2 separate regions of the Homo sapiens genome follow, and region 1 is linked to region 2. A link is a contact called in ENCODE Hi-C or POLR2A ChIA-PET data. All regions are on one chromosome and are shown on one strand. The core of a region is the stretch at or near the end of the contact, and the rest is flanking DNA. Distances in the headings are between cores, read along the strand shown.

Region 1 (5,393 bases), core at 301-2,800, 100 kb before region 2:
AACCTGGCCAACATGGTGAAACCCCATCTCTACTAAATATGCAAAAATTAGCCGGGCATGGTGGCAGGCACGTGTAATCCCAGCTACTCAGGAGGCTGAGGCAAGAGAATCGCTTGAACCTGGGAGGCGGAGGTTTCAGTGAGCCAAGATTGCACCACTGCACTCCAGCCTGGGCAACAGAGAGATACTCCATCTCAAACAAACAAAGTATTATTTCATTTCCTTCTCATCTCTATGGTTTCTGATAAGAAATCCACAATCATTCAAATCACTGTTTTTCTATATATGTTATGTGTCACTTTTTCCTGGCTGCTTTCAAGATGTTTTCTTCAACTTTAGTTTTCAACAGTTTGATTTTGATGTGTCTCAACTGTGGATTTGAGTTTATCTTCTTTGGAATTTTCTAAGTTTCTTGAATCTGTAAGTTTATGTCTTTCACCAAATTTAGAGGTTTTTTTTTTTTTTTTTTTTTTTTGAGACGGAGTTTCGCTCTGTTGCCCAGGTTGGAGTGCAGTGGCTCAATCTGGACTCACTGCAACCTCTACCTCCCAGGTTCAAGTGATTCTTGTGCCTCAGCTACCTGAGTAGCTGGGATTACAGGTGCGCACCAACATGCCCGGCTACTTTTTGTATCTTTAGTAGAGATGGGGTTTCACCATGTTGGCCAGGCTGGTCTCAAACTCCCAACCTCAAATGATCTGCCCGCCTCAGCCTCCCAAAGTGCTGGGATTACAGGTGTGAGCCATTGAGCCTGTCCCAAATTTAGAGGGTTTTTTTGGCCAATATTTCTTCAAATACGTTTTCTGCACACACCACTCTTTCTCATCTCTTATTGGGAATCCAACGACATAAATGTCAGACATTTTAGTATTTTCCCACAGGTCCCTGAGACTCTGTTCAGTCTTTTCTTCCTACTCTTTTTTCCTCTCTGTTGCTTAAACCAGATAATTTCTAGTGATCTGTTTTCAATTCATTGACTTTCTTTGTCATCTCTATTCTTCTATTAAGCCCATCCAGTAAGTTTTAAATTTTTAGTGTTTGTATTTTTCAGTTCTAATATTCCTATTTGGTTCTCTTCTGTATCTTCTATTTCTCTGATGGGACTTTCTATATTCCTGTTTGTTTCAAGAATGTTTGCTTTTACTTCTTATAGCATGGTCTTACTAGCTGCTTTAAAATCTTTGTCTGATAACGCCAACATTTGTGTCATCTTGGGGTTGGCATCTGTTGGCTGCCTTCCCTGGCAAGTACATGAGAATTACTCAGATGTCAAGTCATTATGGATGATATCCTAGACACTGTGAATGTTTTGTTATGAGACTCTGGGCCTTCTTTAAACTTTATGCAAAAATGTTCATATTTTTGTCTTAGCAGGCAACTGACCAGGTGAGGTTCTGCCTCCTGGGCAGATGGTGAGAGAATAGAGAGAAAAAGACAAGCAATCAGGATCCCCCCTCATCCCCTTGCTCAGAGATTTAGGAACCTGTGCTGCCACTGCTGCTGCTGCTATTGCAGCCACAGGCTTGCCTAGGGGCTGGATGGGAGAGATCAGAAAAAGGAAGGAGGAGGAGGAAAAAACCCCAGGGGAATCCCCTTCCTCTCTGTCCTGTAGAAGTCCCATTTCCTGCTCTTTAACCAGAAAAAGGCTTTTTTTTTTTTTTTTTTTTTGAGATGGAGTCTCATTCTGTCACCCAGGCTGGAGTGCAGTGGCGCAATCTTGGCTCACTGCAACCTCTGCCTCCTGGGTTCAAGCAATTCTGCCTCAGCCTCCCGAGTAGCTGGGACTATAGGCGCCTGCCACCATGCCCAGCTAATTTTTTTGTATTTTTAGTAGAGACAGGGTTTCACCATGTTGGCCAGGATGATCTGGATCTCCTGACCTCATGATCCGCCCACCTCAGCCTCCCAAAGTGCTGGGATTACAGGCGTGAGCCACCGCACCCCGCAGAAAAAGGCTTTTTTGCACTCATTATGTACCTCCAGGTTTCAGGCTGTCATTGAAGTCCTATCAGAAGTAAGACAAACAGGACACTCACCACCAGCTGATGACACTTTTGAGTTCCCTAATCTACCAACCAGGATTTACTTTTCAGAGTCTTTAGCTAGCTACTCCAAGCATTTGGTCCAGGTCTGTTAGTTCTATTTTGCAGGAGACACGGTGGGGTGTGCTTACTCCATCTCACCCAGAACTGAAACTATACCAGAGGCTCTTAACTCTATCATACAACCAGGATGGAGAATCACTGCATACATGTATGTGAATGTTGTACATCAGGGGTTGGCCAATATTTTCTTTAAAGGGCCAAATAGTAAATATTTTAGGCTTTGTGGCCATCTGGCCTGTTGCAACGACTTAACCTATTCAACTCTGCTGTTGTTATGTGAAAGCAGCCATACACAAGGTATAAATAATTGGGCGCGGCTTTCTTGCAATAAAACTTTATTCATTTATTTTTTAGAGAGTTGGGGGTCTTGCTTTGTCACTGCACCCAGGCTGGAGTGCAGTGGCACAATCATAGCTCACTGCCACCCTGAATTCCTGGGCTCAAGTCCCAGTCTCCCAAGTACGTGGGACTACAGGCGCACACCACCATGCCTGGCTGATTTTTTAAAAAACTTTTTTGTGGAGACGGAGTCTCACCCCTCTTGCCCAGGCTACTTTCGAATTCCTAGGTGCAAGCAGTCTTTCTGCCTCGGCCTCCCAAAGTGCTAGGATTACAGACATGACCCGTTGCACCCGGCAGAAGCTTTATTTATTTATTTATTTATTTTTATTTATTTATTTTGAGACAGAGTCTGACTCTGTCACCTAGGCTGAAGTGCAGTGGCACGATACAAAACTTTGTTTAATAAAACAAGTAACTGGCTAGATTTGGGCTACAAACCATGGTTTGCTGACCCCTGTTCCCTATCACAAATAGCCAAGTTGGCTTTGGCAAAGTTTACTTCTGGACTTTTTTTCCATTCCTTAAGAAGAATTTTTCAAATAACTACAAAGGTTATTGCTTTGCTCCTACATTCCTAGTCCCACCATGTTCAAGAACTGTGGTACCCATTCAATTTTGCTTTGATTATTCAGTCTGATTCTTGAAATAGTCATTTCTCTAGAGCTATTAAAAATGAAAAATCTAAGGAGTTTTGTCCAACTTTATATCTTTTACATGTAACTGACAATTCTGTAGTTATCCTTTCAAATTAAAAGCCATATGTATAGCTTTCTCAGTGATATGTTACAGCAGAGGAGGTAATAACAAATAGTGTCCCAACTTGTTTTTCTAGAACCTTCCCAACTGGAGATGTGAAACGGTCATTCTCCATCCACTCACCTGGTTTCCTGCCACAGAGATAGAAGGCTAGTCTGTCCGTTAGCTCATACTGTATTTCCACGAGGCGCTCTGCCAGCTCATGGTGCCCTCCTTGCCTACCAAGAGAAAACAAAGTACCATTTATATTGCTCACTATTCACTGACTTTAAAATGGAGTACAAAGACGTCTCCTGAGACACCTGAGCAGTTTATCACACAAGACTTTTGAGAATCATCAACCTTCTTGTGGTAGGTAGATTTCTGAAGTCTACTTTGCATCCCACTTTTATAAACTGTTTTCACCATCTGAACTATCGCCTTTCCTTTATTAAGGCCAAAATAGAATATTTAATAAGAAATTCAAAGACTTATGAGAGGGAAGGATACAGAATGACTTAATTTAATGAGGTAAAAAAATGAAATTAATCAATGGTTTACGGTAGAAGTTCTCAAAAATTAACTAGCGCATTTCTAGAAATATACCATGTGCAGGCCCCACCCTTGGAAATTCTGAATCAATGGGGACAGGATGGGGCCAGGGGCCAATATGTTGAAGAAGGTCCTTCCCCTAGGTGATGCTGATGCAGCCAGTCTGACTCTGGATAAGAGTCTAGTAACCACTTCAAAGGCTTCAAATCAGTGAGAGACACGCCAACCTAACGCACAGCTCACGCCTGCAGCTACTTCTGCCTCCTTATCTTCAATTTGCACAACAGAAAATATTAAGTTTACCTTTCAACATCCATGAAATAAATACTTAGGCTGCTTAGAATCCTTTCAGCAACAAGGATACAAATTATATTGAGATTATTATATGCAAGGTACAAGTGCGAAAATTCCAAGGTAAGTGATAATAAGTATCATTTACCCAGGGCTCTCGTCCAAGATCAAGTATATTTTGTGGTTTTTGTCCTTAAAAGTAATGGCAAAAACTGCAATTACTTTTGCACCAACCTGATAGTTTCAGCCAGCTTCTCTCCCCACCATTCAAGGCACTCACAACACCCTTCAACCTACCACACAGCTTTGATTTGTGAGAGGCACATCTTATTTTCATTTTTTAGTATCTGTGAAATCAGGAAATGTCCTACAATTGATGATACACCATAATTTAATTGGCTGAACTCTTTTCTTTTTTAGTGCTCTGTGAAATAATGAAGCACCATGCAATACTGTACTCCTGCTGTTATTCCCAGACCCACTCTGTTCTTTCCAGTCAGGTCTCCTGCTGTGCTGAACACACTTTGTCCCTCCCTGCCTCCTGATCTTGACTCCTGCCTTTCCTCTTACCTGGAATGCTTCAGCTCTCCCTTCACACATTCAAATCCAACCCATTCTTCAAGACCAGCTGAAGAAATTTCTTAAATGATTTGGACCACAATGAAGAAACCCTATATATGCTTTTTAAGACCAATTATCTATTTTGGCAATGAATCCCATATGGTCTTGCCTCCTTGAACTCTTTCAGGCATTTATGAATCATCTTTTCCAAGAGAGTAAATTCTGGGAAGGCAGAGTTTTGTTATTCACCCATTTTATCCTCTGTGGAACAGAGTATTGTGCTTCACAGTTAATAAAAGTACTTTGGAAAAAGAAGGAAAGATGACTGATCTTTGGCCATTTAAATGATATTCAAGACTAACCTATAGATTTATTTTTCAAGGACTTTATTAATAAAGAAAAATTTAAATAATTTTACAGTGAGCACTTTTTTTTTTTTTTTTTTTTGAGACAGAGTCTTGCCCTGTTACCCAGATTGGAGTGCAGTGGCATGGTCTCGGCTCACAGCAACCTCTGCCTCCCAGGTTTAAGTGATTCTCCTGCCTCAGCCTCCCGGGTAGCGGGATTACAGGTGCCTGCCACCATGCCCAGCCAATTTTTTTTTTTGTATTTTTAGTAGAGACAGGGTTTCAGCATGCTGGCCAGGCTGATCTCGAACTTCTGGCCTCAAGTAACCCACCCGCCTTGGACCCTCAAAGTGCTGGGATTACAGGTGTGAGCCACCATGCCTGGCCTAGAGTGAGCACTTAGATGTCTACTACCCAAACCTTACAATTAACTTTTTACTATACTTGTTTAATCACATAT
Region 2 (5,433 bases), core at 477-2,976:
CTCCCTGGGAAATTTCATCCACACACATTGTTTTAAGAATAATCAAATGCTAAATGCGAAGCAGGTGGGAGGAGGGGGTATATATGTATATTATATGTTTAATTATGCATGGAATATAACTGGAAACAGGATCTACTATATAATTTGCAAGGCCCAGTGCAAAATGAAAATGTGAAGTCCGTTATTTAAAAGTTAAACATTTCAAAATGGTGACAGCAAAGCATTAAACAAATTCAGATTCCTTCTAAGTGTGGGTCCCTATATGACTGCACAGGTCCCATGCCCATGAAGCTAGCACATCTGGAAGGCTATACAAGGTGGTCTCTGGGAAGCGAGCTGAGGCTGGGGGAATTAGTCGGTGTTTGACGATTTATTTATCACCCTGCTTGTATCTGAATTTTTTCTACCATATGCGTTCATTACTTTTTTTTTTTTTGAGACAGTTTCACTCTTGTTGCCCAGGCTGGAGTGCCATGGCGCGATCTAGGCTCACCGCAACCTCTGCCTCCCGGGTTCAAGCGATTCTCCTGCCTCAGACTCCCGAGTAGTTGGGATTACAGGCATGCGCCACCATGCCCGGCTAATTTTTTGTATTTTTAGTAGAGACAGGGTTTCTCCATGTTGGTCAGGCTGGTCTCAAACTCCCGACCTCAGGTAAGCCACTGCACCCGGCCTGCGTTCATTACTTTTTAAATCACTGAACGCTAAATCTGTATCTCCAGACCATATCTGAATTCTGTGCATAGTCTATGAATCTATGAACCTATATAACCCACAGACACTTCAAGTCACATCTTCAAAATGAAACGCTTTCCCACAAAACAGTGCAAGTAAGGACTAATGAGAGGAGAGAGTGGAGACAGGCATGGACTATTTCTTCTATAGTCTTGGCTAGGAGGAAAAAGAGGTAAGAGGCCGGGTGCTGTGGCTCATGCCTGTAATCCCAGCACTTTGGGAGGCCGAGGCGAGTGGATCACCTGAGATCAGGAGTTCAAGAACAGCCTGGCCAACATGGCAAAACCTGTCTCTACTAAAAATACAAAAATTAGCTGGGTGTGATGGCGCCCGCCTGTAACCCCAGCTACTCGGAAGGGTGATAGAAGAATCACTTGAACCTAGGAGGTGAAAGTTGCACTGAGCCGAGATCGCGCCACTGCACTCCAGCCTGGGTGACAGAGCGAGACTCCGTCTAAAAAAATAAAGAAAGAGAGGTAAGAATGGTCTTTAATGGAGTCATGGGAAAATGTGTGTGTGTTGCAAGGATGTAGAGAAGATGGAACCATTTGAGCCATTCAAAGATTTTGATAGACTAAGTGGGATGTTGAGAATGGTGGTCTCTGTTTCTTTGTGAAGTAGGAAGCCACGTGTGAAGAAATGGGGATTGGGGATTGAATGGTGGATTTCTTAGTCATGTGTGTGTATGTGTTTACAATTTACAGAAAATCAGGTGACATTCTTCAGCAGAAAAGGGAGGTTTTTCTGAGGAAACACTTATCTCACAGAGCTCAAGTGCAGGAAATGTGGCCCAACCTCATGAGAACCTATTAATAGAATCAGAAACTAAACTGTCCTGAGCTGAAGTTGCTCTTTCAGTTTGAAACTGCGTGGGCCCGCCTCTGTTTGTCTCTCTGTGCGCCCATTGTGAGTCTCTGTAAACAATGGATTCCTCTGTTTCTCCCAGGGCACGTGGTCCAACACTGCCTTCAAGGTTAGGTGTCCACAGTTCGAGTGCAAGCCCAGATCCACTATCCAGTTCCGGAATTCAAGGGGAATGATTGGCCTAGTTATTTATCCCTAGTCCAATCAGCTATGGCTGTGGGCGGGGCCACAAACAAACATGGCGTCAAGCGCTGACGTCCATGAAGGGAGAAGACAGGGAGAAAGGAGGAAGAAGAAAAGGAAGGAGCGAGAGAGAGAGAGAGAGAAAGAAGAGAGAGAGCTCTCAGAGAATAGAGGCTAGGGGACTGCTGATTAAATACCCCAATTCCCTCAGGTGGGACAGCACTGAGGCAGGTCTAGGCAGTCTCCAGGGGACCCTAGTGGGACAGAGCCCAGATGCCCACAGCGATGACCTGCCCTTCCTTTTTTAATTCCACCCCCCTCCGCTCCCACCCCCGAGATGGAGTCTCGCTCTGTTGCCCCGGTTGCAGTGCAGCGGCGCCACATCGGCTCACTGCAACCTTCCCCTCTCGGGTTCAAACGATTCTTCTGCCTCAGCCTCCCCGAGTAGGTGGGGATTACAGGCGCCCTCCACCACGCCCGGCTAATTTTTGTATTTTTAGTAGAGACAAGGTTTCACTATGTTGGCCAGGCTGGTCACGAACTCCTGACCTCAAGTGATCCAACCACCTCAGCCTCCCAAAGTGCTGGAATTACAGGCGTGAGCCACCATGCCTGGTCGTGACCTGCTCTTTAGTGCTTCCTGTGTCGATTGCCTTCCCTTCCCTGCCTCCCTTCCCCATGCCTCTTCCTGGGTCACCTCCCAACAAACTACATTCACCTGAACCTCGTCCAGCCGTTATGTGCTGGTGTTAAGGAGTCTGTCTGGAATTTTCCCTGAGAGCAATAAGTGGGTTTATAAACAAGGGTGTGGCATGATCTCATTTGCAACTCAGAGCACTCTGGCTGCACCCTGGAAAATGGGCAGAAAGGGCAAGAGTGGAGACAGGGTCCTGCCCAGGGAAAGGGTACAGTGACATGGAGGGGGACTGAAGACAGCTCCTTAAAGGACACCAACATCAAGGAGACTAAGCTGAGGCACTAGGGAGGAGAGGAAGACCAGGAGACAGTGAGTATCCAGAGGCCACGGGATGAACACTTCACAAGTAAGCCGGTGGCCAAGGAGATATTAAGAGCGATGGTAAAGCTGTGAAATTAAAGCCGCTCTAGTAAGGGACCTGACAGATAAATTACTGGAACAGAATGGAGTCAAGTATTAAACACGAAGATAGGTGGAACCCGGGTGTGGTGGCTCACACCTGTAATCCCAGCACTTTGGGCAGCCAAAGCAGCAGGATTGCTTGAGCCCAGGAGTTCAAGATCATCCTGGGCAACAGAGGGAGGCCCTGTCTCTACAAGATATAAAAATAAATCAGCCAGTGGTGGTGCACGCCTGTGGTCTCAACCACTCGGGAGGCTGAGGTGGGAGGATCGCTTGAGCCCGGAAGGTCAAGGCTGCAGTGAGCCATGTTCATGCCACTGCACTCCAGCCTGGGCAACAGAGTGAGACTCTGTATGCAAAAAAAAAAAAAAAAAAAAAAAAAAAAAAGTAGGAACTTAGTGTGTGATAAAAACATTTAAATCAAGGGAGAAATAAATTCCTCCAGATAGGATCTTTAAACAATTGGCTACTCATTTAGGGGAGGTCCGAGGGAGAGGAAAATGTACTCAAACTTTACAGATTTGAAAAGATGTGTAACTTTTCAAAATATAAAGTGATAGAACTGTCATAGGTAAACTGAGTCCTTTCCTTATTTTATATCACTTGCAAAGAAAGAACACCAAAATTGGAAAAAAAAAAAAGGCCAGCTGGATTTATTCTCTGGCCAGAGAAGGAGAAGGAGTGACCTCTCACTCCAGAAACACCTCCTCCTCCCCAAGCTGTGGAAAGCTGGAGAATTTTAAAGAGTTAGATATGGGGTGGAAAGGTTTGTAAGTCTGTGCAGGGAGGAACTTTAGATGCGCAGGCACAAACCATAAACATGTGTCTTCATACGATGCATGGTCAGAAAATAGTAATTTTCTTCTATGGGTGGGGATTTTAGTATTATAATAATAAGTTAATGATCTAAAGATAACAAGGAGTCCCTGATTCTGGTTTGCTCTGGTTTCCAGCAGGCCTTACCTTCCTCTGATAATTGGTGAAACATTTTGAAGCTCCCAGGGCATCTAGAGTCCTTGTAAACTAGCATACCTAGAGGTAAAGAGACTGAAAGAAACTGTTTAAGAAATGACATAGAGCTTTTGCAGTTATCGACCACTTAAGAAAATAATGAATATTCAGCTGTTTTGCTCTCTCAGCTATTTCTCCAGGACTGCCCCAACAAGAGTCTCCAAAAGTGAGCAAAATCAGCTACACAAAATGGGACATGCAAGTTACCATTCTATTTGTATTGCACACATTTTGCATTAAAGATAGAAAATGCAAACAAAGATAACTGGACACCCTTTGAAATTACTCAACTGATGATGACACCTCACTCTCCTCTACCTGGCTGGTGTTCCATACTTCTTCCCACAGACTCTGTGAACATGTCCGTACCAGCGGGGCTTTACAGCCACGATACAAGGCTTTTCTTCTTTTTTTCTTTTTTTTCTTGAGATGGAGTCTCGCTCTGTCGCCCAGGCTGGAGTGCAGTGGCACAGTCTTGGCTCACTACAAGCTCTGCCTCCCAGGTTCACGCCATTCTCCTGCCTCAGCCTCCTAAGTAGCTGGGACTACAGGCGCCCGCCACCATGCCTGGCTAATTTTTTTGTATTTTTAGTAGAGACGGGGTTTCACCGTGTTAGCTAGGATGGTCTCGATCTCCTGACCTCGTGATCCGCCCAAAGTGCTGGGATTACAGGCGTGAGCCACCGTGCCTGGCCAAGGCTTTTCTTCTCTGTCGGGTGTGCAATGTTCCAGCCGTGGTTCACTGTGGTTTCTTTCTTGATAACTGCCATGACTAAAACAACATGTCAAAGCAATATTATTTTCCTCTATATTTCTCCAGGGCTATTTCTCAGTGAATGTGCCTTTTTAACTCTCTCTTGCTTCCTTCTCATCACCTAATTCAGAATGCTTTTTCTTTTCAGACCGAGTTTCGTTCTTGTTGCCCATGGGAGTGGAGTGCAATGTCTCAGCTCACTGCAACCCCCGCCTCCTGGGTTCAAGTGATTCTCCTGCCTCAGCCTCTCAAGTAGCTGGGATTATAGGAATGCGCCACCACGCCTGGCTAATTTTGTATTTTTAGTAGAGATGAGGTTTCTCCCTGTTGGTCAGGCTGGTCTCGAACTCCCGACCTCAGGTGATCCCCCTGCCTCGGCCTCCCAAAATGCTGGGATTATAGTCATGAGCCACTGTGCCTGGCCCAGAATTCTTAAAATAAGTTGATCAAGAGTCTATTGCCTAGTGATGTCAGAGGGTTAGCAGAAACCCCCGTGCCTTGGTATCTAAAAATGTTTTTCTTTTAGTTATGCTAAACTGGTGCTGCCTAATAGGGTGGCTACTCACCCCATGTGGCTACTTCAATTTAAATTAATTAAAATGAAATAAAATTTAAAATTCACTTCTTCAGTTGTACAAGCCGTATTTCAATAGCCACATGTAGCTAATGGCTACCATATTGAACAGCAAAGACATACAGAACTTGCCTACCATTGTAGAAAGTTCAACTGGACAGTGCTACAACATCTGTGGGATAGAAGAAAAGGTGAGTTTAGTTGCAAATAAGC

Evidence for each region. Hi-C counts contacts between places; a loop is a spot of excess contacts on that map. ChIA-PET counts read pairs that join two places held with the same protein, here RNA polymerase II (POLR2A). Pooled maps may share reads with other maps.
Region 1: a pooled map shows a loop between it and region 2 (7-fold over the local background). The contact joins two enhancer-like sites. A Hi-C loop is called at or near these places in 2 of 37 single-sample maps with no recorded cell type and 9 of 50 pooled maps. POLR2A ChIA-PET finds 5 or more read pairs at or near these places in 1 of 52 experiments (activated T-cell).

The regions. Positions count from the first base shown.
Region 1 is chr12:109,977,626-109,983,018 of GRCh38, forward strand. GIT2 (GIT ArfGAP 2) reads right to left here. Exons shown (of 20, transcript NM_057169.5): 7 at 3,327-3,421. LOC124903013 (a long non-coding RNA gene) reads left to right here. Exons shown (of 3, transcript XR_007063456.1): 2 at 3,280-3,554; 3 at 4,446-4,901. Among named protein-coding and RNA genes, the nearest start is that of GIT2, 16 kb to the right of the region's middle. Within about 2 kb of position 1,551, at least 2 of the 41 ENCODE cell types and tissues checked have a DNase peak (open chromatin) inside an H3K27ac peak, as active enhancers do.
Region 2 is chr12:110,078,150-110,083,582 of GRCh38, forward strand. It overlaps LOC105369976 (a long non-coding RNA gene), which reads right to left. Exons shown (of 3, transcript XR_945334.2): 3 at 4,548-4,664. Among named protein-coding and RNA genes, the nearest start is that of C12orf76, 32 kb to the left of the region's middle. RefSeq lists a cis regulatory region at 1,276-2,106 and enhancers at 1,368-1,447, 1,588-1,717. Within about 2 kb of position 1,727, at least 19 of the 41 ENCODE cell types and tissues checked have a DNase peak (open chromatin) inside an H3K27ac peak, as active enhancers do.